Linked DNA regions of Homo sapiens: region 2 is linked to region 1. A link is a contact called in ENCODE Hi-C or POLR2A ChIA-PET data. All regions are on one chromosome and are shown on one strand. Each heading gives the region's core, a stretch centred on a gene start or an enhancer-like site at or near the end of the contact. The rest is flanking DNA. Distances are from core to core; before and after follow the strand shown.

Region 1 (3,599 bases), core at 486-2,985:
CAGCAGCTGGGGCAGGGAAGGGTGGGAGGGGCCCCATCCAAAGGATGCCCTGGCCAGCGAGGCTGGGTCACAGGTCAGGGAGGTCCTGGCCGTCCACAGGGTCGGCCCTCAGCTCAGCCCGCCAGGAGTCAGGGAGGAGACTCGCTGGGAGTGGGAGGGCAGCACGGGCGTGAAGGTCGGAGGACAGAGAAAGGTCAGCAGGGTCAGAGTATGTGAGGTCAGAGGGCATGAGGGTCACAGGTCAGCAAGGTGTGAGGAGCACAAGCCAGGGTGCCCCGAGGAGGAGGGTGGGTGGGTCCTTGTGTGGCCTGGCGCGCACCACAGGGCAGCACGGGAGACGTTGACACCACCGGACGAGAAAGAAAAAAGAGAGAAGAGAGAGAGGAGAAGAGAGAAAAGAAGAGAAGAGAGAAGAGAAGAGAAGGAAAGAGAGAGAGAGAATAAGAAAAGGAAGAAAGAAAAAGAAAAGATAGAATTTTATTGGTGCTGCATCCATGTGTTCTCTGCTCAGCAGCCAGGGTCTCCCACAGTCTTGAGGACCCCCACCCAGCACCCAGCCAGGCAGCCCCCTTCCTCTGCCACCTCGGGCCCCTCACCGACCTTCCCACCTCATCTCTGACTCCTCTTGGCTGTGGGTCCCCAGCTGCCCCACAGGAGCCCCCGGGACAACCCCAGGAGCCCAGCCCTCCATCTGAGGCCACCGAATTCTCCCTCTGCACCTGCACCCAGGGCTCCCGGGGAGGGGCTCGCGGCTCTGCCACAGACCCCCACCCTGCAGGGGCTGCTGCACTGGGGAGGGGCAGGCAGAGCCTTCGCTGTCTCAGGCCAGAGCCCGCAGAGGCCTTGGCCACAGTCCTTTGAGGATCAAGAGTGATGGGCCTTGGAGCCCTTGCCAGCCCAGCCCACCTGTGAGGAGGCTGCCCATCCCCTCTTTGAGGCCACCCTGTGTCCTCTCCCCTGCCTCTGCCCAGAGCTCCAGCCGGAGTGTCTTGCTGCTCAGACCCCTCCGAGGTCCAAGTCCTGTCCTGCCACTCAGCTCCCCCTGCACCCCAGAAGAAACGCAGGGTGCGGTTGCATTTGATTTCAGATAAACAACAACTTCTTAGTAAAATGACCTCCCCACTATTGCCTGTCTGAAATTAACCGAATGCCCTGTGTTCTCATCTGTGAATCTGGCCACCCTCCTACCCAGCCACCTGCCTGCCCTCCACCCACCCAGACTTTAGCACCTCCCTCCCAGGCGTGGGGAGTGGCCGTGGTCACTGGCTGGATCCTCAGGTGAGTCGGAGGGAGCAGCACCAGGACACGCCCCCCTCCTGGACGCGGTAGAAGAGAGGGGTCAGAGGGCCCGGGCGAGGGCGGCACCTCGTCCTGCCCTGGGCGCCTGTGGTCGTCTCCTCATCCTGCATCTCCCTGGCCCGGGCCTGGCTCCTAGGAGCTGGGGCTGGGGCTGTGGCTGCGGCGCCCTTGCCCCACCTGCCGGCGGAAGTAGCGGATGGCAGAGATGGTGCCGACGTTGGCCAGCAAGGCTGCAAGAGAAGCACAGGCTCTTCTGAGGGCCAGCCTGGCTGTCGGCACCGTCTGCCCGCAAGACCCAGCCCTCAAAGGGCGGGCAAGGTCGGTGCGGCCAGGGCCGCAGCTCAGCCTGGGGGGAGCAGGTCAGGGGTGAGCCCCGGGGCCCCCGTGCACCCCTCGTCCTGCCAGCGCCCCTCGGTCTGGCTTCTAGGCGCAGCTCCCTCTGCCCCCAGGCACCCAAACCTGTTTTCCAGGCGTCTGGGGTATGCGGATCTGACGTCCTCACAGCCCAGGTGGCAAAAGCTACAAACACCAGGCACATGTCATTCTGGCTGAAGGCAAATGATGGGACAGGCCCCCGGAGCTCCCCTAGGACAGAAGCTCACCTTCAGCCCCACGGCTGCACTCAGAGATGGCCCCGCACACGCCCGCCCCGGGAACCGCCTGCCCCCACCCCCACCAACCCCGGGAACCGCCTCCCACTCCCCCCGCCAACCCCGGGAACCGCCTCCCACTCCCCCCGCCAACCCCGGGAACCGCCTCCCACTCCCCCCGCCAACCCCGGGAACCGCCTCCCACTCCCCCCGCCAACCCCGGGAACCGCCTCCCACTCCCCCCGCCAACCCCGGGAACCGCCTCCCACTCCCCCCGCCAACCCCGGGAACCGCCTCCCACTCCCCCCGCCAACCCCGGGAACCGCCTCCCACTCCCCCCGCAACCCCGGGAACCGCCTCCCACTCCCCCCGCAACCCCGGGAACCGCCTCCCGCTCCCCCCACCAACCCCGGGAACCGCCTCCCGCTCCCCCCACCAACCCCGGGAACCGCCTCCCGCTCCCCCCGCAACCCCGGGAACCGCCTCCCGCTCCCCCCACCAACCCCGGGAACCGCCTCCCGCTCCCCCCACCAACCCCGGGAACCGCCTCCCGCTCCCCCCACCAACCCCGGGAACCGCCTCCCGCTCCCCCCACCAACCCCGGGAACCGCCTCCCACCACCCCGCCAACCCCGGGAACCGCCTGCCCCCACCGACCAACCCCGGGAACCGCCTCCCACTCCCCCCGCAACCCCGGGAACCGCCTCCCGCTCCCCCCACCAACCCCGGGAACCGCCTCCCGCTCCCCCCACCAACCCCGGGAACCGCCTCCCGCTCCCCCCACCAACCCCGGGAACCGCCTCCCGCTCCCCCCACCAACCCCGGGAACCGCCTCCCGCTCCCCCCACCAACCCCGGGAACCGCCTCCCGCTCCCCCCACCAACCCCGGGAACCGCCTCCCGCTCCCCCCACCAACCCCGGGAACCGCCTCCCGCTCCCCCCACCAACCCCGGGAACCGCCTCCCGCTCCCCCCACCAACCCCGGGAACCGCCTCCCGCTCCCCCCACCAACCCCGGGAACCGCCTCCCGCTCCCCCCACCAACCCCGGGAACCGCCTCCCGCTCCCCCCGCAACCCCGGGAACCGCCTGCCCCCACCGACCAACCCCGGGAACCGCCTCCCACCCCCACCAACCCCGGGAACCGCCTCCCAATCCCCCCAACCCCGGGAACTGCCTCCCACCCCCACCAACCCCGGGAACCGCCTCCCAATCCCCCCAACCCCGGGAACTGCCTCCCACCACCCCCAACCCCGGGAACCGCCTCCCACTCCCCCCGCAACCCCGGGAACCGCCTCCCACCACCCCGCAACCCCGGGAACCGCCTGCCCCCACCGACCAACCCCGGGAACCGCCTCCCAATCCCCCCAACCCCAGGAACCGCCTCCCAACCCCCCCCAACCCCAGGAACCGCCTCCCAACCCCCCCCAACCCCAGGAACTGCCTGCCCCGGGAGCCGCTTCCCCCGCAACCCCGGGAACCACCTGCCCCGCACACGGCCGCCCCGGGAACCGCCTGCCTCCCCCTCCAACCCCAGGAACCGCCTGCCCCACCCTAACCCTGCACACTCTTGGCCTGGGAACTGCCTGCCCCGCACACGCCCGCCCCGGGAACCGCCTGCCCCAGATACATCCATCATGGGACATGTCTGTCCTAAGATACATTTGTGCTGGACACGTCTACCCTGGACACGTCTTCCCGAAACCCCTCTGT
Region 2 (3,599 bases), core at 1-2,500, 630 kb after region 1:
AGGGGCCAAATCTGGTCCACAAATATGTTATAAAAGTAGGTAACTGCGGCCGGGCACGGTGGCTCATGCCTGTAATCCCAAGACTTTGGGAGGCCGAGGCGGGCAGATCATGAGGTCAGGAGATCAAGACCAGCCTGGCTAACATGGTGAAACCCCGTCTCTACAAAAAATACACAAAAAAATTAGCTGGGCGTGGTGGCGGGCGCCTGTAGTCCCAGCTACTCAGGAGGCTGAGGCAGGAGAATGGCATGAACCCAGGAGGCGGAGCTTACAGTGAGCCGAGATCGTGCCACTGCACTCTAGCCTGAGTGACAGAGCGAGACTCTGTCTCAAAAAAAAAAAAAAAAAAAAGTAGGTACCGGCCGGACGCAGTGGCTCACGCCTGTAATCCCAGCACTATTGGAGGCCAAGGTGGGTGTATCACTTGAGGTCAGGAGTTCAAGACCAGCCTGGCCAACATGGTGAAATCCCGTCTCTACTGCAAAAACTCAAAAATTAGCCAGGCGTGCTGGCACGCGTCTGTAGTCCCAGTTACTCTGGAGGCTGAGGCAGAAGAATCACTTGAACCTGGGAGGCGGAGGTTGCAGTGAGCCAAGATAGTGCCACTGCACTCCAGCCTGGGCAACACAGTGAGACTCTGTCTCAAAAAAAAAAAAAAAAAGGTACCGGCCAGGTGCGGTGGCTCACGTCTGTAATCTCAGCACTTAGGGAGGCCGAGGCAGGTGGATCACTTGAGGTCAGGAGTTCAAGACCAGCCTGGCCAACATGGTGAAACCCCATCTGTATTAATAGTAAATCCAAAAATTAGCTGGTTGTGGTGATGCACGCCTGTAGTCCCAACTACTCGGGAGGCTGAGGCGGGAGAATCACTTGAACCCAGGAGGTGGAGGTTGTAGTGAGACAAGATTGCGCTACTGCAATCCCACCTGGGCAACAAGAAGGAAACTCTGTCTCAAAAAAAAAAAAAGAAAAGAAAAAAGAAAAAACATATTGTCCTGGCTGCTGAGGGGCCTAAGGCCACACACGTGGCAGTTAGCTCAGCCGTGCACCTGTGGGAGTGACAGACCTCAGCCTGGAAGACATTATCTGTGGATCTCCAGTGCAAAAGTGGCCAGTACCAAAATGGAGTCACTTATGTCAAACCCTGAAAAATGGAGCCAGGAGGCCACGAAGGACGGGCTCTCCCAGGTGTGCCAGGAAAGAAACTACGGAATTTCTCAAAACCACAGTACTGCCGCTAAGCTGCCTGCACGAGGACGCTTGCCTGACAAGGGCCGTCTTCACCTCCAGATGAATGCCAACTCCTGCAACAAGCCTGATACAGTTTGGCTGTGTCCCCATCCAAATCTCATCTTGCATTTCCCACAATCCCCACGTGTTGTGGGAGGGACCTGGTGGGAGGTAATTGAATCATGGGGCCAGTTACCCCCATGCTGTTCTCGTGACAGTGAGTTCTCAGGACATCTGGTAGTTTTATAAGGAGCTTTTCCCCTTTGCTCAGCAGGTTTCTCTCCTGCAGCCAGGTGAAGGATGTGTTTACTTCCCCTTCTGCTGTGATTGTTAAGTTTCTTGAGCCACGTGGAACTGTGGGTCAGGTAAACCTCTTTCCTTTATAAATTACCCAGTCTCAGGCAGTTCTTCGTAAGACCGTGAGAATGGACTAACACAAAGTCCCCGTCACCTATGCTCTTTGCTTCAAAGCAGCTTAGGTGGGCTTCTCCTTTCTGTTTTTTTAGAAGCTTCCCCTGTCCCAGCCTCTCTGGATGTGCCTGTGGTCTGCCATAGCACGCATATCCCAAACTGCAATTCCCCGTCATTCCTGGAGAAACTCTTTGGAGAGTCATCTCTCTGCTGTTGTGGCCATAGCGGGCCCATTTCCTGATGCATGGAATGTCACTGCGCCAACACCACGGGTTGCAGCAGAAAGAGAGTTTTAATCCTAAGGCTGCTGTACAAGGAGATGGCGTGAAGCAAGCAGGCTGCAGGGATCTTGTGGCCATCCGGGGGTCTCCCCATTGCTTCTGGTTCCCTCGGCCCATTTCTTTGGAATCCTGCCGACGCTGCTGTTTCATCCCTCCAGCCCACAGCTAGAATCACCCCAAAAGTGGCAGCAGGCAAGTTCCAACAAGGGACTGCCTCAAACCATCCTGAGGTGGGGCTGGTTGGTCCCAAAGAAAAGAAGCACTAAACGCCAGGGTGATCGGCCCAAAGCATTTGTTCGGGGAATTTATGTACAGAGGGAGGCAGCACATCCTCGGGCTGACAGCAAGAGATGGAGAGGTTCCACCTAGGAATGCCTGCACCCAGGGGCTAGAGTGGAGAGTTTTACAGGAGGATTTAAGAAATGTGACTCTTGTTTCCACATATTTAGCAACATGTTTGATCTCTCAGTGTTTCAGACAACAACCTAGTTCATCAGTAACTGAGAATACTCAAGGTCCTGGCCGGGCTTCAAGACTGCAGGGAAAGCATGCAGTGGGCCAGGCTCTGTGCTTCTCAGGCAGGACACAGAGAGAAAGCAGGGGCTCTGGTGAACCTTCCAGTAGAATAAGCAACTGTCCAGACATGGGCCCTCCCCAGGAAGTTACTAGGGGTCTTACTTCAGCAAAGTAAAGGAGTAAAGCCAGAAGGAGGAGGACGCAGATTCCAGGAAACAGCTGTTAACAGAAAAGCCAAACTCTGAATAAGACATTCTTTCCTCCTTCTTTTTTTTTTTTTTTTTTTTTGGAGACAGAGTTTTGCTCTCGCTGCCCAGACTGGAGTGCAACAGCGCAATCTTGGCTCACTGCAGCCTCTGCGTCCCGGATTCAAGTGATTCTCCTGCCTCAGCCTCCTGAGTAGCTGGGATTATAGGCGTGTGCCACCACGCCCAGGTAATTTTTGTGTTTTTAGTAAGAGACGGGGTTTCACCACGTTCCTCAGGCTGGTCTCGAACTCCTGACCTCCTGATCCGCCCGCCTCGGCCTCCCAAACTGCTGGGATTACAGGCGTGAGCCACCACGCCCGGGCTCTTCTTTTTTTTAAAGAGGGCTTCATTCTGTTGCCCAGGTTAGAGTGCAGTGGTGCGATCTCAGCTCACTGCAGCCTCCGTTTCCCAGGCTCAAACGATCCTCCCACCGCAGCCCCCAGAGTAGCTGGAACCATAGGCACGTGCCACCACACCCAGCTAAGTTTTGTATATTTTGTAGAGATGGGATTTCAACATGTTGCCCAGGATGGTCTCTAAATCCTGGGCTCAAGTGGTCCAATCACCTCAGCCTCCCAGAGGGCTGGGATTACAGGCATGAGCCACCATGTCCAGCTTCACAAAATACTTTCAAAAGGTTTACTTTGAGCCAATATGAATGACTGTGGGCCCCAGGAAAACACACATCCGAGAAGCCTTCAGTAAGTGGTTCTGAAGTGGTCGGTTTAGTTTGGTTTTGTACACTTTAGAAAGGCAGGAGTTATAAGCAAAGACATAAATACATACATAGAAGGTATACGTTGGTTTGGCCTAAAAAGGTGGGATATCTTGAAGTGGGGGCTTATAGGTTATAGGCGGATCCACCCGGCTGGAAACTCAGTTTTAAAAATTTCTCTGGGGTCCCCTTGGTCAA

What was found. Hi-C counts contacts between places; a loop is a spot of excess contacts on that map. ChIA-PET counts read pairs that join two places held with the same protein, here RNA polymerase II (POLR2A). Pooled maps may share reads with other maps.
Region 2: a pooled map shows a loop between it and region 1 (5-fold over the local background). The contact joins two enhancer-like sites. A Hi-C loop is called at or near these places in 2 of 50 pooled maps. POLR2A ChIA-PET finds 5 or more read pairs at or near these places in 2 of 52 experiments (GM12878 and PC-3).

What each region holds. Positions count from the first base shown.
Region 1 is chr1:974,741-978,339 of GRCh38, forward strand. It overlaps PLEKHN1 (pleckstrin homology domain containing N1), which reads left to right. Exons shown (of 16, transcript NM_032129.3): 16 at 1-1,125. PERM1 (PPARGC1 and ESRR induced regulator, muscle 1) reads right to left here. Exons shown (of 4, transcript NM_001394713.1): 3 at 1,759-1,884; 4 at 458-1,529. The coding sequence ends at 1,432. Among named protein-coding and RNA genes, the nearest start is that of PERM1, 5.6 kb to the right of the region's middle. Within about 2 kb of position 1,736, at least 10 of the 41 ENCODE cell types and tissues checked have a DNase peak (open chromatin) inside an H3K27ac peak, as active enhancers do.
Region 2 is chr1:1,608,866-1,612,464 of GRCh38, forward strand. No RefSeq gene overlaps it. Among named protein-coding and RNA genes, the nearest start is that of MIB2, 4.8 kb to the right of the region's middle. Within about 2 kb of position 1,251, at least 2 of the 41 ENCODE cell types and tissues checked have a DNase peak (open chromatin) inside an H3K27ac peak, as active enhancers do.